Linked DNA regions of Mus musculus: regions 1, 3 and 4 are each linked to region 2. Evidence: chromatin loops called from intact Hi-C (ENCODE). Cell type or tissue: heart. All regions are shown on one strand. Region 1 has its middle 13 kb from the start of Gm22307. Region 2 has its middle 45 kb from the start of Gm37323. Region 3 has its middle 18 kb from the start of Mrpl15. Region 4 overlaps Gm37323 (a long non-coding RNA gene).

Region 1 (8,000 bases), 140 kb before region 2:
AAGGTTTGTCAGCTGCTCATAATCATCTAACTTTCCTTCCTGTCTCAAAAGGAAGGGTTTTCCTAAAGTTAGTGGTGGTAAATTTTCTATTTGGAAACAGTTGTCAGAAATGAAAATAAGACTCCCTGTAACATGAAGTGATAAACCTTATCATTCGTTTTGAAATCTGGAAGTGGTTCTCCTCCTTCTCCTCCATATCCAAATAGGTGACAGAATCCATATCCAAATAGGTGACAGAATATGACAGAGTCAGAACGAAGAGTTGCACTCATTTTGGTTGTTGAATGGGTGTACATTTTGCAAAATTTGGTCATTTTTACTTTGGTCTAGGGGAAAATAATTTAGTTGTCTCAAATAATCAGATTTCTTCCTTCCTTCCTTCCTTCCTTCCTTCCTTCCTTCCTTCCTTCCTTCCTTCCTTCCTTCCTTCCTCCTTCCCTTTCTTCTTTTCTTCTTCCTTTTCTTATTCCCTCTCTCCCTCCATTTCTTTTCCTTCCTTCCTTCCTTCCTTCCTTCCTTCCTTCCTTCTTTCCTTCCTTCCTTCCTGTCTTTATTTCTCTCCACAATTTGTTTTTCTGTCTTTCATGACAGAGCTTCTCTATGTAACCCTGGCTATCCTGAAACTTGTTCTGTAGATCAGGCTAGCCTCAAATTCAGAGATTCATCTGCTTCAGCCTCCTGAGTGCTGGAACTAAAGGTGTGTACTACTAGTTTTCTTGACAGCCAATTGAATGGTCTATATTTCTCCACTTTAATTTATTTCTCTAAAATAAAATAATATATGAGGATTTCGCCTCTTTAACTAGGCTGTAGAATTGCTTCTGTAATCAGAAAACCACAATTAATGAGAACTAAAATCGAAAGAGAGTTAGACCTCTTTTTACAGCTCTCAAACCAACAAACAGATCATTACAAACATTTGGGCTGTAAGTAATTTTTACTGTTGTAAACGTATGTGCAATTATTACATTCTGTATTTCTTTTTCTGAATTCAAAAAGTTAGTTAGTAGAAGATGGTTTAACAGTTCTTGTCTTCTATTCTGGTGTGATTTAGACTTTTGAAGAAACATTATATCTAGTTTTGGAAGAGACTGCCTCCTGATTTTTTTTTTGATAACCTATTTGAGTCAGATGGATAGCATGCCCACAAACAAATATCTGTGGTATAATATCAGCTCATTAATTACTGACATGTTCTTCTTTGTAGTCTAATTTGAAGTTAAAATCATAGAATTTTCTAGAATTGCCAGATCATTGAACTTTGCCTTGAGAAGGTTCTGAACTTTAAAGCAATTATTTATCCTATGAATTTATTTCAAAGTCTTAGTCAGTAGAAAGTATTCTAACAATATACCTATTAAAATTATACTCTAACAAATATTATTTCTACTTGATATAATATGATTTAACTCAAGAGAGAGAGAGACAGAGAGGGAGAGAGAGGGGGAGAGAGAGAGAGGAAGAGAGAGAGAGAGAGAGAGAGAGAGAGAGAGAACATTGAATTGTAGAATGTAGTCAGTTTGAGCTGCTTTATTGAGTCAGATCAAACATAGGCTCCTTGCCCGGCAAAGTGGACATGCTAAGTTAGCTCCAGAGCTGATTTGTGGAGCCCATTATGGACTTCACAAAGTGTTCAAGGTTGCTTTTTTATTCGCTCAGCCAGAATCAATAAATCTCTCACCTGGCTTCTCTGCTGTACGCGTCGTGCTGGTTAATCATGTATGTATGAAGGCATAGCACATTAGGCTTGGAGAGTTTTCTAATAGGAGCCAATCTTTAACTACCACAGTGTTGAAAACTGGAAACAAAGGAAAGAACTTCTGACTACTATTAAGGTGTGTTATCAACTAGGAACCACAAATAATTCTGCTGGCCAATTTCCAGGGCCAGAAATAAAGGCATGGGAGGAGGGGAGAAAGCCATCTTCTAAAGTTGTTCTAAGGAATCACAACTCCAGGAAAATAGTTAATAGAGAGCAAGTGTCCAACAAGCAATGGGAAAACAGGCCCACAAATACAGACACAACTCCCTGCCTTGCATATGCACACTGAGGTGCTTTTTAAAGACTGAGTGCTAAACCTCACATCTGTGTGGTAAGTGGAGCAGAGCTGGAGTCAAGGAGAGTAGCCCCTCCCTCATATGGCTCTTTTCCTTTTCTCTAGATTATTCTATTTATATTATAATCTAAAATTAGAGGTTTTTCTAAAGGTGACTCATACCATGCACTTTGGAGGTTTTTAGTCAACCAAATTCTACCCAAGACCACTGGGGATGCTGTTTGGAATATCAAAAATGGGTCCCCCTGCCTTCCTAGGTCTGTCTTACATCTGTAGCTCGCTAGCTTATATGACTTTGGGATAATTTGCTTGCTTCTTCCTTTATGAAGTAAAGTGTACATATTATATGCCCTTTTTGTTGGTTTTTACTTTTGTTTTTATTTGATTTGTTTGGGCTTTTTTGTTTGGTTGGTTGGTTGATTTTGTTATGCTATGCTTTTGGTTTTTCAAGACAAGGTTTCTATGCTTAGCCCTGGCTGGCTTGGAACTCACCCTGTAGACCAGGCTGGCCATGAACTCAGAGATCTGCCTGCTTCTTCACAGTTCTACAGCTATCTTGTGTTTTGCCTGCCTGTATGTCTGTGCACCATGTAAGTGCATGGTGCCATCAGATGCCCAGGAACTAGAGTTACAGATGGTTATGAACTGCCATGTGGGTGCTAAAAATTGAACCTGGGTCCCCTGTAAGAGCAGAAAGTGTTTTTAAGTACTGAGCCATCTTCACATATTATTGAATTCATTTTAAAGTGTGCAGTTCAGTGATTTCTGTTATACCCACATATGTACATATATAACCACCATAAGTGTTAAAATATTTCATCACTTGTCAAAGAAACTTATAGCCCCTCTTGTTTACCCTAGACTAAAATGTTAAGCTAAAAATGTTACACTAACTTCTGTCCTCCAGTTTCAACACTTCACATAAAGAAATACCTGGGTTTGTGTGTGTGTGTGTGTGTGTGTGTGTGTGTGTGTGTGTGTGTGTGTGGCTGCATTCTCTCAATATAGTGTTTTCAAGACTGATATATGTTGTTAACATAGAACAACACTTCATTTTTGTCAATAGTTCAATAACCTTCCTTTATATGAATATGGTACACTTTATTTGCCACTCATCAATGGATATGTTATTCAGTAAGCAGCTCAATTGCATCTATTTGGGGTTATTATAAATGATGCTATTATAGACATTTATGCACAAAGTGTTTTCCTGTGCAGATTTACACTTTGAAGCTCCTTAGGATAGAAACACCAGCCATATGATGACTGTAACACCTGAGCAGCATTTGGGCTGCTTTTCAAAGCAGCTTCACCGTTATAAATGTACTAGCTGTACATTTCAGTTTGGGGTCTCCATTTCCTTACTGGTACTCATTGATGCTTGTTTTGTTTATGCCTGTATTTGGTTTGTTTGTTTGTTTGTTTGTTTGTTTGTTTGTTTGAAATGAGGTTCTCACATAGCTCTCACTGTTCTGAAACTCACTATGTAGACCAGGCCAGGTTCCAGCTCTGGGATTAAAGGTGAGCACCACATGCCCAGCTAGCTAACATGTAAAGAGTAGGTTAGACTACATTAAATGGGCTCCCATTGCTGAGCTCCTGTCCCAGCTTCCCCAACCTTCATTCTCTGCCCATTTGACAGAATCTCCTAGTTCCTCCCCTCTCTTCTTTATAGGATGAATAATATTCCTTTGTATGAATAAACTCCACTGAGCTAAATATCATTATGGTTCAGATAGGAGTCTGACTTTATTACTTCACATGTGGAAATACAGTTGTTTGAGTATCTCCTGTGGCCCTCTAATCCCTAATAGAGATAAGTATTGGGATTTAAATTCCTTTATTATTTCAAACTATTAAGTGTCAGAAAAAGAAAAATCAAAATGCTGTTGCAGAAGATTTGTTTTAGAGGTGACCGTACATACTCAACATAAACAGTAAAGAAAAATAAAAAAAATAAAATAAATAAAAAACAAGCAAAACCATGTGGTATTGTGAGTCTTTTCTTAAGCTTTATAGTTTTTCTATTTTTCCATTTTACAAATCAAATTGTAGACTGCCACTGCACATGGACACTAGCTTACAGAAGCTGTAACTTAGAAGAATCTTTATTAATCATGATCATTACCAACATTCAACTGGAGTGGCTTTCATAAAGCACCAATGCTCATAGAAAAAGGAAAGAATTGTGAAAAATCACTTGTGCATCTGAGTTGCCAATAGGTGGCGCTAGCCATTAAGTCAGTATTACATTTGTTTTTACAATGTCCTAAGATTAATAACCTATAAAAATTCTCCCACTGAAAAGACAAACCACCTTCAGGAAAGACACAGATGAGCAGGATAAGATGGCTCCGTTTTCCTTCTCCCAATGCAGTTAGATTCAAACCCGTAGTCCTCAAAGACAGTTCAGCTGGCTGAAACAGGGACCTGATTACAGATTTGAGTTGTCCAAACATTCAAGAGAGGAGCCTTGGTCCTGTCTATGTTGTCTCTAGGGATCACTGATGCCATCACCTCCCACTCTTGGATCTACCTTTAAAAAATATCTGAGAAGCCGGGCGTGGTGGCGCACAGAGGCAGGCAGATTTCTGAATTCGAGGCCAGCCTGGTCTACAAAGAGAGTTCCAGGGCAGTCAGGGTTATACAGAGAAACCCTGTCTCGAAAAACCACAATAAATAAATAAATAAATAAATAAATAAATAAATAAATAAATAAATATCTGAGAAAAGTAGAGGATTATTTAATATTTTCTTTAATTTTTGCAAGAAAACAGATGGAATTTCAGAAGTGAAGGGTCTACTGGCTCCAGCCAGGTTGTTGCCAACAAAACATAAAGGATTAATAATGAGACAGAATTCAGTAACTTGTGTGCATCTCCTACATTGCTGTAATGGGTGTCAATCAGTCTTGCTGTCTGGGAATTTAAGTTATACAAATGAAGTGTGTGTGTGTGTGTGTGTGTGTGTGTACACTACTGATTTTTACATTGAGAACTTGAATAATTCCAAAATTGATGTACTTTTGCAACACACACTACATGTTAGAGTAATACCATAGACTGAACATAATGACTCTGCTTCATTTTTATTTGTGGTCTCATACTACAGAAGATGGCAGTTAGGCAAATAAACATCATGCTGTTATTTGGTATAAGCAAAGATGTAAATGGAACTTGGAAGACAAAATTAGAACTTGTAATAATATAATTTTTCATATTAGTTCAAACTGAAATTGTTTCATGCTATATGGAAATCCTTAATTTTTGTCTTTAGTAGCATGTATTTAAAATGGTGGATGGTGAATGTTAGCATGTACAATGAGAACCACCAGGATGAAGGGATGCTCTTTCTGGGCACTGGCAATATCTAGAAAACCTCTTACTGACTCTGCACAGAGCACTGAGCGCTCACTCCTCAATGATGTTGTTGCAGAGAGACTTAAGTTTTCTACGGGAATTTCATTAAACATAGCCTAATTCAGTTGTCTTCCACAGTGTTCCCAGGGTGAGCAGTTTGAGTCTGTTAAGCTGTAAAGCCAATGACCCTGTGTTTCCCAATGCATCTCATGTGTGCCTTCAACTCTTTATAGCTTTGAATAAACTTAGGATCAGATGAGAAATGTCCTAGTGCACCGAGCACAACATTGAACACAGCAGTTCATGAAACCTCGCCTTTTTCCTACATGCAGTTTTGTGAATGTACATTGCAGGACTAAAGCTTGCAGGTTTTTCAAAGCAAAGACAACTTTCTTCACCCACCTTGCAGTGTCTGCTGTGACAGATCGTGTCAGATCGATACTGCTGTCCTCTCCTGTCCAGCTAAGTGCAGTTTCTCCACAAGCACCACCACTTCCCTGCCTTTGAAACAATATCAGGGAGATCACCCTGTGACGGAAAGTGCACTAGCAGTTAACATCCCTAAACAGGAAAAAAGTGCATGTGATGAGAAAAAACGTTTTGCATAAGTCCAATAAAGAACTTATCTTCAGAAATCGCCCCCGCCAATCAGCAAAGTACAGGTTTCATGTTTCAGATTAACTCAATTCCTGGCAAATACATGAGCTAACTTGCTTTAAAATGTCCCCTGCATTTACTTGCAGTCATATTTAGCAACTTACTGAGCATTCATTGGATGAGAAGTGTAGTTTGACTCTTACCTCACTGTGCTCAGAACTGTGGTGAGACCAAGCGTATCTGCTTGAGGAACTTAAGACACAGGCATTGATTGGCATTGGTCTCGAGTCTCCTTTTGGATTTCACACAGCAACAGAACTTCCTCATGGGCTCTAAAGCAGAGTACATAGAACTTTGGAAAACTCAAATATGTTCTTGGAATATGTGTGGATTTGTTTTCTAATTTTGTAGTTTATGGATATGGGTTAAAAATCAACATAGATATTGTCTTGGTAACAATACTGCTTGCATGGCTTTCTTAGCTTTGTGTTTATACACAATGGCCCCAGCTAAACCACTTTAACACTCAAGAAGAGATAATGAAAAGGAAGGATGGTTACCTAGCATTCCCAGGCATCAGGCATCAGGAACTTCACTTTTCAAATGGCTTTTCAAATGGCTGTATCAATAATATGTATACAAGATAACTTACTACTTACAATGAAGTATGTTGAATAACTCTGTTCCAATATTGTGGGGATGAGTACCCAGGACCTCTCACACATTAGGCAAGTGAGCTTCATTTCTATTCCCTGAATATTTTTGTTTTGTTTTGTTTTTTGACACTTGTATCGTAGGCATGTCTTGATCTCAACTGGCCCAAGTTGACTTTGAACTGCTGATCCTTCAGCCTCCACACCCTGATTACAGCATGAACCACTGGGCCTGGTTTTGAAGTAGTGAGGATTAAACCCAGGGCTGTGAGTATACAGCAACACTTAACAACTGAACTCCATCTCCAGCTTCCAGGAACAATGGTTTTGTTTGTGAAAGGCATGCTCTCTATGCCCTAATGAGTGTTCCTCTGGCACATGCATAAACAAGTCACAAGAGCTTTGTGTTACTGTGTTACTGCTTGGAGACAGGTCTTGCTGTGCAGCCAAGGCTGGCTTTCAAGCCTGAGATCCTCTTGTCTCAGGCCCCAGAGTGCAGCCACGTGCCAACACAACTGGCCAATTCAAGATCCAAAATCTTATTTCAAAGCCTTTGGGGCCTATCACAAAAACAATGAACTGCACATTCATATCTTAGAGAGGTCTGGTACACTACCCTGCAGGCAGACATTGAAATGTGAGCATAAATGGGAATCTTTTCACTCTTGAAAGTAAACAAAATGGAAAAGAGACCTTAACGTTCATTGTATCCCTGTCTGATAGGTTGTAAAATTGTTGTGCTTTTCAGGACTGGTTTGTTGTTTGTTTTAGAATTCTACTTGAGATATCATGAACCTACCAGAGGGTTCATTCAGCCCATATGGTCCTCACATCTGAAGTAGACTGTTATATGAATGCTCGTTAGCGTTCAGAGAAGAAGGCTTTTCATAGCAAGGAGGAATAGAAAGTATGACTTTTCATTGTCTTGATATGTGCTTATGCATTTAGCAGGACTTAGCCCAAGAGGTATGAGGCTGGCTGAGGGAAAGGGCACAGCTGTCACCTCCTGCCAGTCAAAAAAGCTACTGATGTTTAGGGACAGGAACCTCCACCAGCGGGTGACCCTGGAGTGCAGGTCAATAGGCTCAGGCAGATGAACAAAGGTCCAAGCTTGTTACTCCAGGAGGATCGAGATACTGTGGGAGCCATAGCACATTGACTTTTGAAAAAGCAATGTCTAGGTTAGAATAACAGATTCTGAGTAGCCACAAATATGGTTAGGCTGAGTTTTCCCTATGGTTTTAGGTCCTAGAATTGTAGAGAAGGAATAGTGGACTTGTGCATTTCTCCCACTAGCTAGTTATATTCCTCAGAATTCAGTCCTCTGTGAACTG
Region 2 (8,000 bases):
AGAGGCCATGAAAGGCCATTTGTGAAGTTGTGACCTCAGTTGCAAGTAGAAACCCCAGGATTGAAGGGGTCATGGACAGAATACCTGACCCAATTTGACAGGGTCAGAGTTCTTGAAGAAAGCCCAAGATGAAGCTACTGATTGAGTGCAGCACAGTTACTGTGGAGACCCCAATATTTTGGAGCAGGCAGTACCATGGACAAATGGACAACCTCCAAGGACAGCAACACGTGCAGTGTGGAACTAGCCTTTGAGACAAGCTGTGTGCTGCCTGCCAATGGCAAAGCTGAAGAAATGGAGTCTTTTGGGGTCCAGAAAACAGTGAATGAGTCCAAGATGTTAAGCACAAAATTCATTTCTCTTTTGTGCACATACACATAACAGGAAGTCATCTTAAACAGTGAAGGACTTTTTTTTAAAACTGTTAAACTTGAGTTTTGCTTCCATCTAATAATGTCTAAGCCCTGACTCTTTTTGAGAAAAGACGTGCAACTTACTTCTTGATTTCACAGGGCCCATAGTTAAGAGGACACTTTGGAGTTTTATAGAGAGTTTGGATATTTTACAGAGGCTTGAGTCTCTTAAGGAGGCTTGGGATATTTTCAAAGCCTTTTTTTTTCTAAGTTTTTTTTTTTATTAGATATTTTCTTTATTTACATTTCAAATGCTATCCTGAAAGTTCCCTATACCCTCCCCCTGCCCTGCTCACCTACCCACCAACTCCCACTTCTTGGTCCTGGCATTCCCCTGTACTGGGGCATATAAAGTTTGCAAGACCAAGGGGCTTCTCTTCCCAGTGATGGCCGACTAGGCCATCTTCTGCTACATATGCAGCTAGAGACACAAGCTATGGGGGTACTGGTTAGGTCATATTGTTGTTCCACCTATAGGGTTGCAGACCCCTTCAGCTCCTTGGGTCCTTTCTCTAGCTCCTCCATTGGGAGCCCTGTGTTCCATCCTATAGATGACTGTGAGCATTCACTTCTGTATTTGCCAGGCACTGGCATAGCCTTATACAAGACAGGTATACCAGGGTCCCTTCATTAAAACATTGCTGGCATATGCAATAGTGTCTGGGTTTGGTGGCTGATTATGGGATGGATCCCCGAGTGGGGTAGTCTCTGGATGGTCCATCCTTTCGTCTTAGCTCCAAACTTTGCCTCTGTAACACCTTCCATGGGTGTTTTGTTCCCTATTCTAGGAGGAATGTATTATGCACACTTTGGTCTTCCTTCTTCTTGATTTTCTTGTGTTTTGCAAATGGTATCTTGGGTATTCTAAGTCTCTGGGCTAATATCCACTTATCAGTGAGTGCATATCAAATGACTTCTTCTGTGATTGGTTTACCTCGTTAAGTATGATATCCTCCAGATACATCCATTTGCCCAAGAATTTCATAAATTAATTGTCTTTAATATCTGAGTAGTACTCCATTGTGTAAATGTACCACATTTTCTGTATCCATTCCTCAGTTGAGGGACATTTGCGTTCTTTCCAGCTTCTGGCTATTATAAATAAGGCTGCTATGAACATAATGGAGCATGTGTCCTTATTACCAGTTGGAACATCTTCTGGGTATATGCCAGGAGAGGTATTGCTGGATCTTCCAGTAGTACTATGTCCAGTTTTCTGAGGAACTGCCAGACTGATTTCCAGAGTGGTTGTAAAAGCTTGCAATACCACCAGCAATGGAGTAGTGTTCCTCTTTCTCCACATCCTCGCCAGCATCTGCTGTCACCTGAGTTTTTGATCTTAGCCATTCTGACTGGTGTGAGGTGGAATCTCAGGGTTGTTTTGACTTGCATTTCCCTAATAATTAAGGATGTTGAACATTTTTTCAGGTGCTTCTCAGCCCTTCTGTATTCCTCACTTGAGAATTCTTTGTTTAGCTCTGTACCCCATTTTTAATGGGGATATTTGAATTTCTGGAGTCTAGCTTCTTGAGCTCTTTGTATATATTAAAACCTGGTCCTTTTAAGTGTTTGAATTTTTAAAGATTTTGGGACTGTTAAAAATGGAATGTTTTACTTTGTGACATTAATATTTATATAAGCTACTGGAGATGAACAAAGAAGGAAAGGTTATGGTCTAACAGTATATTTGTGTGTCTAGTTGATAAGGGGTCAATCGTCCTGGTTAGATTTTTGTCAACTTTACACAAGCTAGATTCATTTGAGAAGAGAACCACAGCTGAAAAAAATATTTCTACTATAGCCAGTGGGCAAGCCTTCAGGGTACTTTTTTGATTGGTGATTAATATAAGAGGGCCCAGCTCATTGTAGGAGGGGCCAGTCCTTGGCAGGTGGTCCTGGGTTGTATAAGAAAGCAAGCTGGGCAAGCAATGGGGAACAAGACAGTAAGCAGTAAGCAACCTCAGTGGTCTCTGCTTCAGTTCCTGCCTCCTAGCTCTTAGCTGAGTTCCTGCCTTGATTTCCCTCCCTGACAGAGTATGCACCTGAGAGTGCCCCTTCTTCCTCAAGTTGCATTTGGTCATGATCATTATCACAGAAAACAAAACCAAACTTAAGTAGCACAACTAGACTGTTTTAAATTATTAAAATCGAACATTTTAAAGTACATACATTTTGCAACAATTAAAATAGTTTTTAAAAAAATAAAAAACACCTACTCTGTGGTGCATATAGCTCATTTTCTTTCTTTCAATTTATTTATTACGTAAACAGTATTCTGCCTGCATGCTAAGAGATCCCAGTATAGATAGTTATGAGCCACCATGTGGCTGCTAGGAATTGAACTCAGGACCTCTAGAAGAACAGCCAGTGCTCTTAACCTCTGAGCCATCTCTCCAGTCCCTTTTTCATTTTTTACGGCAAAATCTCATGTAACCCAGTTAAGTCGCAAGCACATTGTAAAGTCAAAAACAGCCTGCGTTTCTGACCCTTCTGCCGTCTGCGCTTCTGACCCTTCTGCCGTCGAAATGCTGGAATTACAGGCGGAGAAGGTGGGTGGAACTGAAAGTCTCCAATAAAGTTTCTTCCCTATTGCACAGTTAGGAAGAAAGTAATACACAAAGAGAAATTGCCGTGAAAAAAATTTATTCAATCCCCAAACATCAATCAAATGAGGGAGGGTTTCGTGAGAAATCAAAAAATCTTTCAAGATCCTCCTGCCCCAGTCTCCCATATGCTAACTTTACAGACACGAACCACAACGAAACTGGATATTGTTTTTCTTTTCAAATTAACCCAAAAAAGGCTCTCTATGATTAATTGTTCTTCACAAAGTTTGGGGCTGTGTTTCAGTCAGTCTTGACGATGGCACCTGTGACTCTATAAAACTAGAAGCTCATCATTTTCTGCACCACAGTGCACCGAATGTCATGACTGGTGAGAAAACAAAAACAAAAACAAAAATGAAGCCTTTCAACAAACAAACTGAATCACAGTCTTGGGTTCAAACTGGGAAGTGCTTTTTTCGTCCTCTTCCTGCCTTTGCTCCCACAGGCGGAGGCATCGATGCCTGCTGACCCAGACTTTTCCCTCCATAGGGTGGGATGTTTCCTCACACATTCAGTGAGAGGAAGAGGTGGACAGAAGGCAGGGGTGGCCCCTGGGCAGTGGGGGTCTTTGGGCAGGCAGGAGCTTGTGTAAGTGGCAGCCAGAAGTCCCCTGAGAGAGGACTGCACGGGGGAAGAATGGCAGGCTGGGTCGGGCCCTGCAGATAAGGATCTCGCCTCTTTGCTCCCTTTCCTTGTTCCTCCGTGCTGGCTGCTATGGCTGGTCCACCCTAGTCTTTTAACTGTCAGGGAGCCAATGCCAAGCACTGGGCCAAATCATCGACCATGACATGTGAGCTGTGTGTGTTCCAAGTTGGCCTTCCTGCTTTTCTGCAAGAAAAACAAACTTGAGCTGGACCCCAACAAACATGACAGGAAAAATAACAGCCCGTGTGGAAGGCTGATACCAAAAAAGCCGGCTGCTGTCCCCACACCAGGCCAGCCCCTGCTGAAGAAAAGGGTCTTCATCTCCCAGGCCTGGAGGCCTGCATCAATAGTGTGTACAGCAATGTGACTGTCCTTCTTAATGACGTGTGGAGGCCAGAGCTCTTTGTAAACCCCACCTTATCTCCAAAAGGCACCAAGCCCATTCTGCAGAAGCATAAATACAGCCTGAACACACCTTGCCTATAATGCCTGGGACAAGAAGTGTTTTGGATTTTGAGGGGTTTTGAGGGGCAATTGTTGGTTGGTTGGTTTGAAACCCTGGACTATCTGTATATACATAATGAGGTTTCTCCTCTGGGATAGGAACAAGGTCTAAACACAAAATTCATTTCTGTTTCATGCACATTACTTTATAATAAATGTCTTAGCCAGTACCTTATTGCTGAAAAAGACACCATGACTGTGGCATATCGTATAAAGGAGAGCATTTACTTGGGACTTGTTTAGAGTTTCAGAGGTTTAATCCATTGTCATCGTGGAGAACAGCATGACAGAATACAGGCAGACATTGAGGCTGAGAGTCCTATATCCAAATCTGCAGGCAGCAGGAAAAGAGACTATGGGCTTGGGATGGGCTCTTTGAAACCCCAAAGCTCACCCCAGTGACACACTTCCTCCAACAAGGACACGCTTCCTAGTCCTTTGAAATGGTACCACTCCCTAAGTAGTCAAATCTATAAACCTGTAGGGTCCATTCTTATTCAAACTGCTACAATGAAACAAATCTTTAAAAGTATTTTGAATAATACTTTTGAATACTTGGTATGACACCTTCTATCTGAGATGCCATATTGGCATTCACTTCTGTTGTTAGAGTATGTGGACCTTAGGATTTTCATATTAAGGATGCTCAACTGGTATATGATGTTGGATCTAAAATGACAAAGCAACAGATCACACTCATTGCCACCACTACCTAACTCTACAGTTCCCTCTTTTTGTTTTTTAGCTCTTGTCTTAATTACTTTTCCTGCTGCTCTAATAAAATACTCTGTTAAAAGCAGCTTCAGGGAGGAAGAATTATTTCAGCTCACAATTCTTGGTTATAGTCCAACATTGCAGGGAAGTCATAAAAGTGGGAGCTCAAGACAGCTAGTCTCCTTGCAACCATAGTCAAGAAGCTGAGAGGAAGGAATGTGTGTGTGTGCATTCTGCTCAGCTGGCTTTCTTCATTGTATACAGTATCCCTTGTTCAGGAAAGGCTCCCTTGTACAGTTAAGGTGCATCTTCTCAAATCAATAGATAGAATCTAGATGCATCTTCCCATATCAATGGGAAGATCTAGACAATCCTCCACAGGTCTGCAAATGAGCAGCAAAGCAGGGGAAAGGGAGGCCCGTGAAAGCCGTCTTCACTGCAGAGTAAGAAATGCAAGCATTATGTTCAGAATTGTTTTTAAATCCAAAGGAAACTGAAGATACTCTTTCAGAATTAGTAAATTTAGTTCATATTGGCATGAATACAGATAAAATACTCAGATATTAGGGATGTACGTTCCCTCAAAAATATTTTTGTATGTTTTAGAATGAGACAAGAAAAGTTTAAGTAAATAAAATTGATTTAAAAATGGCTTAATGACTGTTGACATTGGATACAGGTTTGTGTTACCTGACACAGTATTTGTTTCATGTGTTTGAATTTTTTATAATGCAAGGTTTTGCAAAAAATAAAAATAAAATAATCCAGGTGGTGGTGGCACATGCCTTTAATCCCAGAGGTAGAGAAGCAAAGACAAGCAGATCTCTGAGTTTAAGGCCAGCCTGGTCTGCAGAGTAAGTTTCAGGATAGCCAGGGCCGCACAGAGAAACCCTGTCTCAAAAACAAACAAATAAACAAATAAATTTAGATAAAAATGAGTTTGACTGGTGGGTAAGGTCAGCAGAAAAGAATCTACTGCATTCTTCTACATTAATAAAAAGAGCTATAGCTAGCAGGGTGGCTCAGCTGGTAAAATCTCTTGCTTTATGACTTAAATTGGATTCCTGGATCACACAGTGGAAGGAAGTTGGTTTTCTAACCACTGGAAAGATGGCTCAATAGTTAGAGCATCAGCTGCCCTTGCAGAGGACTCACTTTGGGAAACTTACAACTGCCTCTAACTGCAGCTCTAGGATTCAACACTCTTTTTTGGCCTCTATGGGCACTGTACTCAGGTGCACATGCCCTTCCCCCCACCTCCACCTCAACACACAAACACACACATGCACACATAAATAAATAAAATAAAATACTAAATTAATGAAAAATACAAGTCAGAGATTAAAAGCTTCTTGTAACATATATATGCAAACATGAAGAATCCAGGTGAATAATGTTAAGAATTTCAAACAAAACCACAAACATCAATGATAGAAAATGAGCAACATATTGAATGGGCATTAACAAATTAAATGTCAGAAAACAGGCATCTGGAAATGTGCTCATGTCATAAGTGGTTATGGAAGTACAAACTCAAATGGCAATGGTAGGTGGGATGACAGATGGCTCAGGGTTTGACCCACACATTAACCATTACTATCAACTCATCAGCAGGAACAATTAGTTTCATAAAATTAAGATTAGCTGTTAGTTTCCATTTTAAAAGTTTTAAACAAAAGCTACATTTTGGATCTACTGTACAAACATCAGAGTTCCTTTGTCCTGCTCTGGAGAGTGACAGTATTTTCTCTGTGCCGGGATCCAGGGCTGCCTCTGTCCCTGGATCTTGTAAGCCTACACAGGGGCAGGGAGGCGGGGCACAGTCTAGGGCTTGGAGCTGCTATTATTCAGGTCGCCTCCGTTTATCCTGTGGATAAGGAGTCCCAAGTCATTGGTTCTTTACTGAACATATTAACAGCCATTCACTTCGCTGTTTGGCTGTGCTGTGCTTACACACATCTGACTTACTTTAAAGTGTACCTTTCCAACAGTAGATATTTTTCATTTTAATTTACATGTAAGAATGTAAATTTATTAGGAGAGCATGAGAGAATAATTTTAATTTTTGTCTTGATTGATGTCAGGTATCAATCACGTTGGAAACTGCTTTTTTCTCTTAAATTTTTATTAATTAAATGCATTTTATAATCAAACATAGTAATAATAATATTGAGTGTTTTGAGAATCAAATAATACATAAAAATTTGTTCAACTTTTATATTCATATCCTTTCATACCCTAAAAATATCATTAATGAACATTTAATACTATCCATAACTGAGGATCCTATATCTAATGTTGAATGCTAAATTGTTTCAAAACATAAAAAATATTCTTTGGGAATTAAGAGGATAAAATATTAAAAATTAATCATTAAGAAATATATTCAAAAGCCCTTACATGATAGATATCACCTGACATATTGAGAGAGTATTTAAAACACATTATAAATCTGTGTACATTGTCTAACAATCAGTTTACTTAAACAAAATTATCAGTGTTTCTAGGAGAGAAATTATTTTATCAGTAAGTATATTCTAAAAATTTCAAAATAGCAAAAACTCTTTGAAGTTAAACATTAAGAAAATCCTAATTTCAAGCATGCTGAGAAAAATTATCAATAATATTTCCATGATGTTTCTAGAAAATGACTTTAATATTTTCAACTGCTAATATTCAACAGGCAGAGTAGTTATTTTAAGATATATTTCATTGTTGTGTCTCCCTTTTCACTTCTTATTTTATTAATTTGGATACAGTCTCTGTGCCTCTGGCTAATCTGGCTAAGGGTTTATCTATCTTGTTGATTTTCTTAAAGAACAAGCTCCTGGTTTGGTTGATCCCTTGTATAGTTCTTTTTGTTTCTTTTTGGTTGATTTCAGCCCTTAGGTTAATTATTTCCTGTCATCTACTCCTCTTGGGTGTATTTGCTTCTTTTTGCCCTAGAGCTTTCAGGTGTGCTGTCAAGCTGCAAGTGTAAGCTCTCTCCAGTACCCTTTTGGAGGCACTCAGGGCTATAAGTTTTCCTCTTAGGACTGCCTTCATTGCATCCCATAAGTTTGGGTATGTTGTGGCTTCATTTTCATTAAACTCTAAAAAGTCTTTAATTTCTTTCTTT
Region 3 (8,000 bases), 110 kb after region 2:
GTCGTGATTAAATACAAGAAAATAAGTAATACACAGTCAGTTTTAGCTTATGTTCATGCCGGGAAACCCATGAAAAAGACACTGCCAATTGATACTGTGACTACTGTGGCAATGACCACTTGCTTCCAATTTTTGTTTTGTATATCATTAAAATCTCTCCATGCTCTAGGACTGGTTCTCAGAATTGAGCACGTGACCTTGTGCCTGCTGGGAAAGAGCTCTACCACGGAACTACACATTCCCTTTTACTCTTTATTATGAAGTGGAGTCTCAGTCAGTTTCCCAAGCTTTGGACAATGCTGCTGCACACTTTTAATCCCGGCACGTGGGAGGCAGAGTCAGGCAGATCTTTGAGTTCAAGGGACAGCCTGGTCTACAGAGCAGCCAGGGCTACACAGAGAAACCCTGTCTCAAAGCTCCCCTTCCCCTCCCCCAAGCCCCCACTCCAACTCCACAACAAAAAAGCTTCCTAGGCTGGCCTTGAGTTCTCATTTCTCCTGCGTCAGCCTCTCAAGGAGCTAGGATAACCAGTCTGCATAACTAAGACTGGGTAACATTTTAATTAGGCTTAATTTAGATATAGATATATCATATCACACTTTCATAGATATAAATGAGAGAAAACAGGTCGAGTGTTCCTTATATGACATGATTGGAACCAAAAGTATTCAGAATTTCAGGATGTTTTCCGATTTTGGGATACTGCAACACTTAATGAGAGATCCTAGGGAGGAAATGAAAGTCTGAGCACATTTTTACCTTAAACACATAAATCTAAGGTAATTGCATTTATATCATACTTTAAATGATATTATGTATAAAACAACTTTTAAGTGTGGAATTTTCCACCAAATGGTATCACATTTAGAAAGTTTCAGGTTTTAGAATGTGTCATATTCCAGACTTAATGGCTAAGAATGTTTGAACTTATTTTCAAGTGTAAATTAATGGCTAGCAGTAGTGGCACATGTCTTTAATCCCAGCACTTAGGAGGCAGGTGGATTTCTGTGGGTCTGAGGCCAGTCAGGTCTACATAGTGATATTTAGTCCCTCCAGATCATGGAGTGAGACAAAAGGAGAAGAGAAAAGGGGATGGGGTGTGTTAAGAGCATGGTGATACACCCACCAACTCAGCTACTTAGGAAGCTAAGGTGAAAGGACTTCTGTCAGCCCAGAGAGCATAGCAAGACTCGAAGAAAAGGAGAAGTGGAATTGGGAAAAAGAAACAAGGTAGGAGAATCTTTTTCCAGCCAGCAGTCCTCTTCCCCCTACTTACCTGTCAACACATCCCTTTTCCATTCCCGTTTCCACAGGCAAGGATGCTGCTCTCTGGGCCATCTCTACAACTGGGAAGCATCTTCAAAGATGTGACCTCATGGAGAACAAAGTGGCACATGTCATTAATCGAGCACTCAGGAGGCAAAGGCAGGCTTCTGTGAGTTTGAACCCAGCCTAGTCTACATAGCCAATTCCAGACCAGCCAGGGTTACAGAGCAAGACCAGGCCTCCAAAGAAAAATGAATCTACATTTTTCTCCCAAACTTTCTAGAAGTCTGGCCTTTGTGTGCTGTGCTGCTGTCTTTGACTCTACCTGTAGTGGAAAAAGCCTTGAGACCACAGCCATGCCCTTCCCAGTGAAAAGAGCCTTTTTTTAAAAGATTTATTTATTATTATAAATAAGTACACTGTAGCTGACGCACCAGAAGTGGGTGTCAGATCTCATTACAGGTGGTTGTGAGCTACCATGTGGTTGCTGGGATTTGAACTCAGGACCTTTGGAAGAACAGTCAGTGCTCTTACCTGCTGAGCCACCTCTCCAGCCCAGAAAGAGCCTTGAGAACACAGCCATGCCCTTCCCAGTGGGAGGAGCCTTGAGAACACAGCCACACCCATTCCAAATGGTCCTTTGGGGTTTTCTAGTTTTGTTTTCACCCAGAAGGAGCAAATATTTGTGGGTGTCCTCTTATGTGAACAAAAAGACAGCTAAGTCCTCACACCCCTGACAAGTGGTCATCTCCCAACTGGAGCTCATTACAAGATCTCCTCAGGGAAAAGTCAGTGATGGGCAGGTGCTCTACACAGCACCCAGAAGCCTGTGGTGGGACCAAGGACATTTAAAGATCAGACGATGAAATTAGGTCTAGGCCTCGAATATTGGCAGTCATTAAAAAAAGTTTTTTTGGTTTTCTTTAAAAAGAGAAAGAAAAGAAAAGAAAAGAAAAGAAAAGAAAAGAAAAGAAAAGGAGGGGAGGGGAGGGGAGGGGAGGGGAGGGGAGGGGAGGGGAGGGGAGGGGAGGAGAGGAGAGGAGAGGAGAGGAGAAGAGAAGAGAAGAGAAGAGAAGAGAAGAGAAGAGAAGAGAAGAGAAGAGAAGAGAAGGAAAAAGAGAAAGAAAAGGAAAGGAAAGGAAAGGAAAGGAAAGGAAAGGAAAGGAAAGGAAAGGAAAGAAAAGAAAAGAAAAGAAAAGAAAAGAAAAGAAAAGAAAAGAAAAGAAAAGAAAAAAAACTTTTTGAGACAGTTGCACTATGCAGCTCTGGCTTTCCCAGATCTCACTATGTAGACCAGGTTGTCTCAAACTCACAGAGATGGACCTCCCTCTGCCTCCCGAGTGCTAGTGCTGGATTAAACATGTACAGCCACTCCCAGCTTTCTCTGAAATGTATGTGCAAGCATGTGAGTGTGCGTGTGTAATCAGTGCCTATGAGGCCACAAGTGGGTGGCACATCGTCTTGAGAGGGAGTGACAGGGGGTTCTGAGCCACCTGATATGCTGGGCATTGAACTGAGGACCTCTGGAAGAGCAGTAAGTGCTCTTAATCACAGAGCCATCTCTCCAGCTTATTTTTGGTTTTTGCCTGTAGGAGTTGAGTACTTTAAAATATTGAGGCTTTGATGCTTAGTTTTGTAGAGTGGGTTGATCTGTGAGTTCACTCACAAAATTATCTTGGGAAGGCCAAGAAGAGTGGACCTTGCATTGGACCTTGCATTGGCTCTGCGTAAGAGCTATAAGATCAGCCGGGCATGGTGGCGCACGCCTTTAATCCCAGCACTCGGGAGGCAGAGGCAGGCAGATTTCTGAGTTCGAGGCCAGCCTGGTCTACAAAGTGAGTTCCAGGACAACCAGGGCTACACAGAGAAACCCTGTCTCGAAAAACCAAAAAAAAAAAAAAAAAAAAAAAGAGCTGTAAGACCTGCTCTTGATAGTGAGATCTCTTGGTGAGTGTCCATGATGTCCAGTGACACAGAGCTGAGACCCAGAGCTACTCAGCAAGTTACCACACACAGGACACATTCCTTACGGTTCAGTGAGAACGGCTGAATAACCTTTGTCTTTCTTCACTTTCCCCGCCTCTAACAAGCTAGTGTGGTTATTACACACTGTACTGAGGAGCCAGAAACAGCCCTGTTGGTTTTCTTTTGTGTTATAATAGGATTTGGGACACTGCGTTCTAATTATGATCTTGATACTACTATATGTTTCTCACCCTGAGAGAGCCAGGCAGGAGGTGGGAAAGAGTTCCTCCCCTGAACGGGAAGTAGAACAAAGAGCAGAACACGCTCTCCCCATCCTACACAAGGCAGCAGACGGCAGCAGCAGGCAGCAGCAGGCCACGCTACTGTTGAGAGCTGTCGCCAGACTGTAACCTTTACATACTGTTTTGGATGCCTTCTTGAATCCGATGTTTTTAACCCAAACACTGCGGTTCTCCTCACCTTCCATCCACATTTGATAAAGTTTGATATTTCTCTCACTTTTTTTCTTCTAGTTTTTGAAAGTAGAACATTTGTTTTGCAACAGATCAATGAAGTCCTCAGAACGAGCCTGGGCTACACAGCTGCTGTGGGAGCTGTTCCTTCTAGGAATCCACATCTGGATCTATAACAGTTTCCTTTTTGTTGTTGTTATTTTGTTTTGTTTTGTTTTTTCGAGACAGGGTTTCTCTGTATAGCCCTGGCTGTCCTGGAACTCACTCTGTAGACCAGGCTGGCCTCGAACTCAGAAATCCGCCTGCCTCTGCCTCACAAGTGCTGGGATTAAAGGCGTGCGCCACCACTGCCCGGCCTATAACAGTTTCTAAGTGCCTCTTTAGCCCAGCCCTGACAGCGCATCCTAGTTCTGCTTCCTCTGGTGCTCGTGCACACGGTCGCCATGCTTCCCACAAGTCCACTCCTGAAGATAGTAAGCCTTAAAACCACAAGATGTATCAACAGGCTGATCAGCTGGGTGGTAGAAATAAGGACATCTGTGCTTGACCCAAGTTCAGAAAACAGCCATTAAAACCTGGAGCGGCTGAGTATCTGCCATCTCATTTCTGCAAGCTTACAAGAGGGTGAGGAGCCAGGACATCTGTGCTTGGCCCGAGGCACAGGAGCAAGACTGGAGGTGCTTGCCACTGCTGCTGTCATGTTGTGGCTATTGCTGGGCGCTCCCTGTAGCTGTAGGCCTCAAGTCTCAATTTATAGATCTGTTTATTCTAAAGGAAAGAAGCAGGAAGTTCATTTTTATCAGTGACCTTGACTGGATGTCTTTGATGATGTTTAATAGGCTAAAGGTTCCGCAGTTTATTTATATCATTAAAAAATGATGCCATCTTTCTTGTATTTTTCACATCTCTTTAATGAGTGTGTTTCCTGAAGTCAGTCACACACACAGTTTAAAGCAAGTATTCTTCAGTACGACTTACTAATTCTTATTGTGGCTTCATCCTGACCGATGATATAAAGTGAGCGATATTATTTCCAAATATTTACCTGAACTTGTAATCTATTGTTTCTGGGCTTTTGTTTGTTTTGTGTTGTTTGTTTTAATTTTTTTTTTATTTTAATGGTGATATTTTAAAACCTTTTTCTCCATAATATTGTATAGAGCAGAATTTACATATTATATGTCACATTTTTAATCTTCTAATCTCCTTCTTTAAAAAGCAAAATGATTTGTCAATTTAAGAAGGTTATTTACAAAAAAAAAAAAAAATTACAGGCTGGGTGTGGTAGTATGCAACTTTGATCCCAGCAGTTAGGAGGCAGAGGCAGGCAGATTCCTGAGTTCAAGGCCAGCGTGGTCAACAGAGTGAGTTCCAAGACAGTCCTGTTACAATAAGAAATCTTGTCTCAAAAAACAAAAACAAAAACAAAAATTACAGCAGTGGAAACAGCCTAAGAAATTTTAGGAAACAGTGTCACCTAGTGGTCACACACGGCACTGCAGAAATGTTAACTTGATTTCGTGTCCCATTTCACTTACAAAGACCACGCTGACCCTGAAATTAGAGAACCAGTTGCCTGTGCTTCCCAAATGTTGTGATTAAAGGAGAGAGACACCATGCCAAGATTCCTGCCCTACTTTTGAAACAGCCTCTCAGGGCTGTTTTTACTCTCAGGTAAAATTTCTGAATTCTATTTTGCCTCTTAGTGGCTGGCATAAATCAAATTATAAAGACTCTTTTGGTCTGGAGAGTTCACTGAACTATCCAGAAATGAAAACAGCCAAGTGGGTGCTGCAGCTCACCTCCAGCTCTATTAGTTCCCAGGGAGACTCCAGTAGCCAGAGCATTATCTCCGCTGCAATTCGGCTACCTAAAGGAGGAAGGCTTTCTTCCCAGAATATCTCCCTTTAACTCTTTTTTAATGTGTTATTATGTGTGGCCATGATGTTGGAGAATTGCCTTGGTACACACGTGGAGGCCATGTGGAGTTGGCCTCTGCTTCCACCTTCGCCATGGGTTCCAGGAAGTGAACTCAGATCAATAGGCTTGCCTGGAAAAGAGCTTTAGGCACTGAGCCATGCCATCGACCCTGTATAGTTCAAGGATGAATGTCAACCAGGCTTAGTGACGCATGTTTGCAATCCTAGCCCTCTAGAAACAGAATCAAGTTCAAGTCTAACTTAGAGTATGTAGTATTTTTCTAAAAAAAAAAAAAAAAAATCCTGTGCTTAATGGCGATCCCTTTCACTAGCACATCGGTCCATATATCCCTTCTTCCGTGCTGGCCATCAACCATAAGAAGTACTGTTATCCACACAATTTTGCTGGCAAGATAACTGAAGCTCACAAGAATTCCTGGCTAACTTGGTTTATGCACCAAGGACCAAGCCCTTCAAAACTCCTTCCTTAATCCACTTTGCTCCCATGTTCAACACTGGCTTGTGACTGTACACTCTCAGCAACTTCACTCTGTGTATAATATACCAAAAAGTAAGAGCTTGTCAGCTGTGTATCCTTAACACAGTTAGGATACCATAATATCCCCCTAGGAAACTTGAGATCAACATCTGAAACAAAGTTTTGGGGGGATTGAAGAAATTCGGTGTGAAAGCAGCTGCTACAACTTGAGATTTGGCTGTCTTTCCTTCGGTTTTTTTTTGTTTTTTTGTTTTTTTGTTTTTTGTTTTTTTTGTTTGTTTGTTTGTTTTTTTTGTTTTTGTGGTCACCATCTATTACAGAACTTGGGTTTGTTCCACCAGACCTAGGTTCTAATCAATCCCTTTGAAACTTACTTCAGATTCTGTCCATTGTATTTCAGTGGTTTGGTTATCCTAGTGTCTGAACCTCTGAGGCAACTGCCTTTCTAATTTCAATGTGTCTAGCATTGTGCCTGTGTGTGTGCCCTTGAGAACTGTCGATTGTAGAAACTCATGAATACTTAATATTATTAATCAAACCTGGAATTTCCCAATGCTTGCATTTGGCCACCAGGGGGCAGTCTTGCCAATTTGAAATGCCGATTTCGTTTTTGGGAGACTCCAATTCTTCACCTTTGAGCATCTCAAACGTTACTTCTTTTAGAACTTTTCACTTGAAAGTATTTCAAAGGTAACTCCTGCTGGCCGCTTGCCAGAGTTTGTCTAAGCAGAAGGCAACGTTTCATTCTCAGTAGCTACTCCATGCAGGTAGCCACAAGCCCACCAACAAACGAGAGGAAAAGGAGACAGCCCACTCAAGAGCCCAGAAATTTGTGACAGTCAAGTTCTACAAAACTAGCACAGTGAGATTCCGACCCTGCCCAGAAAGGCTCAGAGTGTAACAGCTTGTCTCAGCAGTTGGCTCACAGGCCATGGCAAGGGAGGTTGGGGGCGAGGACAATGACACAAATGTACAAATGACAAGCAGTGAGGAACCGCCATTAGAATCACTTATGTCCTTGAACATTCTAACCAGTGTGACACTAGAACTAAGGTCTCCACCACTGCCATGGGTCATAGCTCACTGGACAGGCTGGGCTGGCTGGGCTGGCTGGGTTGAAGCTTCAATCTGCATTCTGAATGGGGGCTTGGAAGATGCAGAAAACCCTATAAACAGATGCAAAGAGCTGACTGGGCCAACTCGCCAACACCAGTCCTGCCTGGGTTCCTCTCCTCAGCAAACCAGCCACATTCTACATTGGACTTTTGGATTCAGGGTGGATTTTCCTTCCGAGAAGAACACATGCATAGCTCCCTGGCTTTCTCATTCTAATCTTGAAGTATAATCACTTCTGAATCCAGTCTGTACTTTAACTTTGCCAGGATGTGGAAGCAAGAGCATCAAGCCAACAGGATGACTACACAGTCCTGTTACGTATCCTTCAGCAGCCCTAACCCTGGCCTTAAACAAAATCCCTTGACAACCCTTTTAAGTTCCTCTGTGTGTCTGTCTGTGTGTGTGTGTGTGTGTGTGTGTGTGTGTGTGTGTGTGTGTGTGTATGTATAGTTGCCAGCTTAGAAATATAAAATCCATTATTTAAAATTAGTTTTCGGGCAGCTAGTAGAGGACACGGGCAAGATGGCGGTGGTGGCTGGTCTGGTGCGGGGACCCTTGCGGCAGGTTTCCAGGCGTTTTCACCGCTCGGCGCCCGCAGCGGTGCAGTTGACAGTTCGTGAAGCTAATAATCAAGGTACGGATGAAGAACTAGAAAGAGATGAAAAAGTTTTTCTGCTTGGGGAAGAAGTTGCCCAGTATGACGGTGCATACAAGGTTAGCAGAGGCCTGTGGAAGAAATACGGTGACAAGAGGATCATCGAC
Region 4 (8,000 bases), 83 kb before region 2:
TTGGCTGCAGCCCATGGCCGAGCTGACGTTCACGGGAAAGGCAGAGTACAAGTAGTCGTAAAATACCCTTGGCACATGCGCAGATTATTTGTTTACCACTTAGAACACAGGATGTCAGCGCCATCTTGTGACGGCGAATGTGGGGGCGGCTCCCAACAGTGTGTGTGTGTTTTGTCTGCATATTTCTATGCACATGTGCATTCCTGGTGCCATGGAGGTTAGAAGAAGGTGCTGGATCCCCCCAGAACTGGAGTTCTTGTGAGCCAACATGTACATGCTAGGAACAGAACGTGGGTCCTCTATGAGAGTAGTGAAGCACTATTAGCACTATGACCAAATATCTGATAAAGCAACTTAAGTGGGGAGCTCTCTGTAAGACTTATTTTTATTTATGTGTACCTGTGTCTGTGTGAGTCTATGCCTAGAGTGGGATCTGCAGAGGTCAAGAGGTCAGATCTCCTGAAACTGGAACTACAGGCAGTTGTGAACTGCCTGACTCGGGTTCTTGAAACCAAACTCTGGTCCTCTAGAAGACTAGCAAGGACCTGGAGGAAGGTTTTATTTTAGCTAATGATTTGAGGGTATATAGTCCACTATGGAAGCCATGGAGTTAAGTGGCTTCATGGTGGCTGAGCCTAGGAAAGCATTATCCCTAGGTGGTGCTTCTAAAGCAAGATGCCCTAGCGAATCGCTTTACTTAGCCTCTCAGTTTTTATTGCCTGATGTTTATTCCCAAATTCTTTATAACAACCTTTTAATGCATTGTTCTTAAACTATACATACTAAAGCTCATATTAAGTCCCACCCCAATATCATTTCAAATTTCCAAGACTTCGTAATTCAAGTTTAAACCTTGTAGTTTTCTAATGAATTAAATTCTACTCAGAGAAACAAAAACCTCTTTATTCACTGAAAGTTCTTTCTTACACACCAGAAAATATTAGGTTAAGTGTAATCTTGTTTTCTTTTGTGTTTTGAGACAGAGTCTGTCTACATAGTTCTAACTGTCCTGAAACTCGGGCTGGTTTTTAATTTACACCAGTGTGCCTTCCTCTGTCCCCTTAGTGCTGGAATTAAAGTGTGCACCTCCACACCTAGCTAGGTTCATTTTATAGTTCTAATGAGATTCTAAAGAGCAGGCAATTTGATAATTCAATTCTGCTAAAAATGTCAGGCAAAAACATTTCAGTGGTCTTAATTTCTATTTGTCATAAAAGAGAAATTCTGTAAGCTTTATATCACTATATATCCATTATCATATAGTACAGAAAGCATTACTTTTTCAAAAATAATTTTATTAAGTAGATAATAGAGCATTTTATAGGCAATGTTTTAGTGCACTAACACATTACATTATAATCACCTCTTTAGTTACTTACATGTCTCTCAAACATTTAGCATGTTTTTTGTGATAAGAACATTTGGAATCTTTCCTGCAGGCTTTGTGGACATAAAGTGACACCATGTTCCCAACGGTGATAAGTCCCGCGTAAAATAGCATGAGCATTGCCTCCTCTTGGGCTGTGGCTGACATTGTACCCATTAAGCACCTTCTCCCTCATTCCCTCACTGGCCCCTGGTAACTAATATTCTGCTCACTTGTTCTATGAGTTCAATGTTTTTATATTTCCCAGATAAGTAAAACGTAGCGGGCCAGAGCGAGTGGGGCCAGAGCAAAAGGGAAGAGGGGAAAGGGGGAGAAAACAAATTAAATGTAGCATCTATGTCTGGCTTGTTTTGCTTAACATTATCACTCTTATCCATGTTAGCGACAAATGACATAGTAACTCTTTGTGGGCTGAAATTATTCCACTCTGCAATACTACATTTTAAAAATCCATCTACAGATCAAAAGATGGCCTAGTTGGCCATCACTGAAAAGAGAGGCCCATTGGACATGCAAACTTTACATGCCCCAGTACAGGGGAACGCCAGGGCCAAAAAGTGGGAGTGGGTGGGTAGGGGAGTGTGTGGGGGGTATGGGGGACTTTTGGGATAGCATTGGAAATGTAAATGAGGAAAATACCTAATAAAAATATATTAAAAAATCCATCTACAGACAATTCAATGGGTTCTGTATCTTGGCCATACACCTAGTATGTGCTTAGCAAGCACAGGGCCCTTGGTTCGGTACCAAGTACTACATAAAAAGTAAGTGGCACATCTTTCTATTATAAATAGTATTTCATATAGCATATCAAACAAACTTCTGCTCTAGCCCATGTATATTGCAAGCTAGATCTTTGATATGTTGATTTCATATCTTTAAGGATTTCACAATGGTGTGGCATTGGTGGATCATATAGTGCGTCAATTTTAGTTTGGGGTGTTTGTGTTGTTGTTTGTTTTCTGGTATTGTTTGTTTGTTTTTGAATACTTTCTGTACTATTTTCCTTAGTGACTACAGTAACTTACACCAGGAAAGTAGGAGTTCTTCATCCTCACCAGCAAACATTTCTTTTTGGCTTTTTAGTTTAGTTCTAATACAGATCTAGTAGAGATGGTCTCTATTGTGAGTTTGGATATGCATCCCCTTGATTAGTGAATTGGGCATTTCTCATATATTTCTTCATCATTTGTTGCCCACTTTAATCCTTAATTTTCTTATTATTAGTTCTCTTCGCTGTTGCTTTCTTCAGTTCTTTTGTGTTCTGGATATCACCTCCTGTTTGAATGAATTTGTTTTCAAATGCTTTTTCCCATTCTGCAAGTGTGATCTTCAAGGAATTGTGTGGGATGTAAGAGAATGTGTTGGAGGAATTGGGTTATTAGTACCTTGTGAACGCCAGGGACAGAGACTAGAAACAGGAACTTCAGAAGCTAAATATTCTGCAAACAGGTTATAGAAACAAATCAAGAGCCTAATGTAATAAAAATGACTGGCAAAAAAAAAAAATTCTAGTGAGGGTGTTGATAAATCCAAATGAGACTTGAAAATGAGGTTGTTTGTTTGGAAAACAGTTCTCAAAAATTAAATACCATGTAACCCATAAGTCAACCCTCTGTATGTGTGTGAATGTGTGTGTATGTGTCCAAAACTTAAAATGTGTTCACATGAGGATTTAGACAAATAATACCCAGGTGGTGGCGGCACGTATCTTTCATTCCAGCACTTGGGTAGAGGCAGGTGGATCTCTGAGTTTGTTTTTTAGCTGAGGTCTGCCATTTGCCCAGGAAGGCCTCATAGTCATCTATGCATCCATCAGCTAGTGTCACCACTGTCAAGGCCATGTATTGGGAGAAGTTGTTATCCTCAGTTCTATCTAAAATCAGGTTTGCACTGCACCGAGAGGAATCCCAAGAAGCACAAAGCAAATATCTCAGCCTACAGGGTTCCGTTTCATCCTCCAGCCAAGGGTCCCAAACTTCTTTCAGTGAACATCATCTTCTTCCAAGTTCTGGTTCCGGTCAACATCAGCCTGCCAATAACTTGCAGATCCAGAAGCAGAAGTTTGAGAGCTTTTCTGGTAACAGTTGGATTAAACTGTTGACTTCTGAGAACAGGCAGCTCAAAGTTCAAAACTTTCTAGCAAAGGTTACTGCTAAATGCTCATAACCTAATTAAAATATGCCAAGCCCGAGAACATCAAATAATTTTTAATATTAAGAAAAAATCCACCTTAGTCTCTTGGGTTTTTTTTTTTTTTCCCTTGACACAATGCTACTAAGAGGACTTAATGGCTTTTTAAAAGTTTATAGTTTAATCCATACCTTTGCTTTACAGTTCCATAAATTTGAAAATAACTCAAATATACTAAAGGTCAGTGGCCAGGAGTGATGGAGAGCTAGAAGGCGCAAGGCCCTGGGATCCACCTCAAGCACTGTAAATTAAATACCCTAAAAGCTGACCACTAGGCACCAACAGTAAGTGTTGTGAGTCACATTGCCCACTTTTCCTGCAGAAGCAAGGCCCAGGCTAGATGATCACAAGTGCCAGACCAGTTTGAGCAACACAGAAAGACCTTGCCCGAAACAAACAAACCCTTATGAGTGGGAAAAAGAACGCAAGATGCTTAGGCTGAGGAAGGTATCTAAGTATTTAAAACCCCTTGAGTCAGCTCTCCATAGGAAGCTTCGCCAGCTGCTCTGGGAGCGAGGGAGCTCTACAAGCGAGTGGGACTGTGCTCCTTCCCGGGGTGGGGTGAGCACAATGGGCCGCTGCGCTGCAGCGTCTGCAGTTCCCAGGGAAAAGGTGCTACAAGCCGTCTCTGCCCTGCGGGGCGGCGAGCGCCTGGCGGACAGTTTGTGCCGCGGGGCAAGGACAGGAAGCGCGCGTTTCTGCAGCCGCGGCTGGCCCGAGATAATGCCATTGTGTCCCGGCGCGGCGACCGCTCCCACCGCCGGGCCGCGCTGGCGTCGGGCTCCCTGGCTGCGAGCCAGTCAGTAATGCAGCCTGCCGGGAGGCGCGCGTCCCCTCCCGTCCCCTCCCGTCCCCTCCCGTCCTCTCCTGTCCCCTCCCGGAGGCGCGGCCACGCCTAGTCCTCCGCAGGAAACCTGGCCACAGCACCAGACTTCGTGACTTCTCTTTTACGAGCTGCGCCCACCCGGCCTGGCCGGGCTTTTGTTCTCAGCTCACTGAGCGCTGGCGCGGAATTTTAAAGCTGCAGGCCTGCAGGAGCGATGACAGAGTTATTGCAAAGATACAGTATCTTGCTGAGCCCTGCTGCCCGCACTGCAACGCTGGGCTCTCTCATCACCTTTGCCAACACCTGCCTCTTCTGTGCAGCCTTCCATCAAGTATGACGGGAGCCCTCACCAAGGACGATTCTAGACATATTTAGCAGCAATATTGTTTGATTTCAACTAGACATTGTTCTAAACACAAAGGAGTTCAAGGCTGGGGCTTTGATTTTTGTTCTCCCCTCCTCCCGCTTCCCTATTCTTCAGGCTGTCAAGTTTCTCTGGGAAAATGGGATCAAAATGCTTGGTGACATTTCCACAATAAAACACTCACATATATATAAAATAAAACTTAATATATTTATTAAGATTTCCTTTCTAGTCGTGTCCAGATTATAACTCAAATCTACAGAAGTCAGATTTATGTCGACAGTTTCCTCCTAAAACCTTCAACAGATGGACAAGCAATGTAAGAATTCTGCTCCTAGTAGAACATTCCCAATAAGATGGAGTACCAGAAAGTTCCTTCCCTTCAGAAAGTTCCTCAGAGTGAAAAGGAGCAAATGGTTCTTTCAGAAGCCAGTAAATGATTTCATGATATAGGAGGTAAAATAATTACTTTACTGCCTCAGGTTTCTTTCTTTTTAAAATAATTTATTTCTATTTTATATGCATTGGTGTTTTGCCTGCTTTGTCTGTGTGAGGGTGTTGGATCCTCTGGAGCTAGAGTTACAGACAGTTGTGAGTTGCCATGTGGGTTCTGGGAATTGAACCCAGAGTCCTTTGGAAGAGCAGCCAGTTCTTTTAACCTCTGAGCCATCTCTCCAGTACCCTGTTTTAATTTTGTTTGTTATAATTTTACAAATAGAAAAAAAAAGGTATCTAAAAGTCTATTACCTTATATTCAAAATGCTGGAGATTGAACCCAGGGCCTTGGAAACACTAAGCAAACACTGTACCACTAAGCCATTATCCAGTTTTCTCATCTATAAAGGGCAGAGTAGGTACCTTTTGAGTTACTGAGATGTTTCTAAAAGCAGTTCCTCTACAACAGGAAAATATCCATTGGGTAAAGGTACTTATTCAAGGTTTGATGAGGAAAATAAATATAATTAAAATGAACGTCCAAAAAGCAATACCAACATGTTTTAAGTATTAGCAGAAAGGGCCTATGGAAAAAATCCTAGGGAATGAGTCTAACAAGAAAGATGCAAGGAAATCAAAGGTCTCAGAAAGAACACTAACAGAAAGCCATGACAGATACAAAGTATCACCAGGCTGCCCAGGATCAACAAGCCACCATGCTGGTTCTACAGATATAAAGACAACACATGAAATAGCATATGATCTCTATGTAATAATTTTCCTTTTTAAGAAAAGTTGATATATTATTCAGCAGGTGCAGATGGCAACAAGGGGAAAGAACTGGGAATTCTAGAAGCCCAGGAAAACTGCAGCAAAGGAAGGGCAGCCTAAAATAGTCTGCTCTCAGCCAGCTCCCCCAGACCCTACTTCATAGACTGTGAAATATAGGAAGACAGAATTTTGAGTGGTCTCAACACAAAGAAATGGCAAATGTCACAGTAGTGAGTATGCCAGTCACCCTGACTAGATGACTGAAGGTTGTATGCAGCTATTGAAATGTTAATACTGAGAATACTGAGTCCCATAAACACACACAATCGCTGTGTGTGCCAATGAATATATATATATATATATATATATATATATATATATATATACACATATATACATATATACAGTGAGCTGGGATTAGTTAATGAAAAGCTTCTAGCTAGGAAGACAGAAATGCGTTCCTGAAGTACAGAGACTATGATGTCCTCTGCCTACATCATGGCAGAATGACCCAGGGAAATGAATGTATCATTTCTCTGATGATGATGTAGCAAGAAAGTCCTAGTGGTCTACAATGACAAATCTTTTATCTCTCAACTTAGAATAGAAATTTAAAACACCAGTTTTGAACGGTAAGTAGACAGATCAGCTTAATTTTCATATCTGTAAGGATATTGTAGTTAAAAGTCATCCATCAGTCCACAGCCAAGAAGACTGTGGGAAAAGGAAGCCACTCCAGACCAATTTCACTTCCATTTATGATAGACAGTGAGCTGTGTAATAAAGGCAGAACAATGGATGTGGAATGTGCTCCCAGGGCCAGGGAGTAGGAACTTCCTTGTCAACTTTCTCAGGCCGGGCCTTCTCCCTGCCCACCTGCCTGTGGTGGCTTCTAGTTCCCAAGCCTGCATTTACTCCTTGAAGCACACAAGTTGCTTTTTGTGTGGCAAGTGTGAGGAGGAGCAGAGATCAGAGCATTGAAAGATACCTGACATGAGGGTCCTGACCCTTGCTGACTTTGATTTCTGCTTTTATTAAATGGGATCAAAATACCAGTCTTTCATGATCGCTATGTGCACACATCTTCTCCAGCTCTGGACTCTAACCAACTCCTAGACAGTTATTACAAGAAATGTTTCGTTAAATATATTTTAAACTAATTTAATACATTATATATTAACATTAATATATAATATACATTACATTGTATGATATAAGATAACATGTGATTATTATATAAAATATAGCATACAGAATATAGAATATAGAAGAGAATATAGAATACAGAGCATAGAACATAGAGCATAGAACATAGAATATAGAATATAGAATAGAATATAGAACATAGTATTTACAATGTAGAATGTAATACAATATATAGAATGTAGACTATAACATATAGAATATAGAAAATAAAAAACAGAATATAGAAAATAGAATATAGAATGTAGAATTTTGAGTATAGAATATAGAATATAGACTGTAGAATATGGAATAGAATTCAGAATACAGAATATAGAATGTATATGCCCACTAGTAAAATTACATTGAATTTTGGTCTCTTCATAGCCCCTTGCCATTCCCATGATGCCCTTTGGAGCTGGTGAGCAGCTCTCACCAAGGCCCAGAACCGTCAGGGGAGAAGCTGTCTGCTCTCAGCCAGCACTCACTGCAGGAGCTTCTTTCCACCTCACTTTTCCTCCCTTGCTTCTTTCCTTCCACCATCTGCTTCTCAGTCATGTAGGCCTGATGCTGACAAGAAAGATTCAGAACTGTAAATTCATCCATGAGACCACTCCTGTTCCCCAGCCTGAGTTTCTGGAGGGTTCAGGGTAATCAGACAATGACATTTCAGCACCTATTGGAATAAACTTGGAGTTTATCCCCACCCTCCTACTCTTTGCTATTGATTGTCCCTTTGCTCTGACCCCAGAATGACTTAGCTGAATGTTGGCATTTGTGTCCTGGATGTGCAGAGAATTGGTTATTTGTCTGGGCAGAAGGGAAGCACAGGGTGGGTGAAC

Evidence for each region. Hi-C counts contacts between places; a loop is a spot of excess contacts. Peaks named below come from ENCODE experiments on the same cell type or tissue, not always from the same donor. Only the 100,000 strongest peaks of a DNase experiment are listed, where the experiment ranks them.
Region 1: it touches region 2 in a loop (7-fold over the local background); 8 of 42 quality-filtered maps call a loop at or near these places.
Region 3: it touches region 2 in a loop (10-fold over the local background); 2 of 42 quality-filtered maps call a loop at or near these places.
Region 4: a loop joins it to region 2, with 1.9 times the contacts of the local background. A loop is called at or near these places in 4 of 42 quality-filtered maps.

Annotation. Positions count from the first base shown.
Region 1 is chr1:4,512,463-4,520,462 of GRCm38, forward strand. No RefSeq gene overlaps it. Among named protein-coding and RNA genes, the nearest start is that of Gm22307, 13 kb to the right of the region's middle. In heart, CTCF peaks have their summits at 4,274 (motif pointing right) and 4,473; no DNase peak of the experiment used is centred here.
Region 2 is chr1:4,650,399-4,658,398 of GRCm38, forward strand. No RefSeq gene overlaps it. Among named protein-coding and RNA genes, the nearest start is that of Gm37323, 45 kb to the left of the region's middle. In heart, no CTCF peak of the experiment used is centred here; a DNase peak (open chromatin) is centred at 3,763.
Region 3 is chr1:4,763,371-4,771,370 of GRCm38, forward strand. It overlaps the pseudogene Gm6123. Among named protein-coding and RNA genes, the nearest start is that of Mrpl15, 18 kb to the right of the region's middle. In heart, CTCF peaks have their summits at 5,188 (motif pointing left) and 6,692 (motif pointing right); no DNase peak of the experiment used is centred here.
Region 4 is chr1:4,567,486-4,575,485 of GRCm38, forward strand. All of the region lies in intron 2 of Gm37323 (a long non-coding RNA gene), which reads right to left. Among named protein-coding and RNA genes, the nearest start is that of Gm39586, 24 kb to the right of the region's middle. In heart, a CTCF peak has its summit at 4,251; a DNase peak (open chromatin) is centred at 4,296; H3K4me3 peaks cover 1,135 bases; H3K27ac peaks cover 1,078 bases; H3K27me3 peaks cover 788 bases.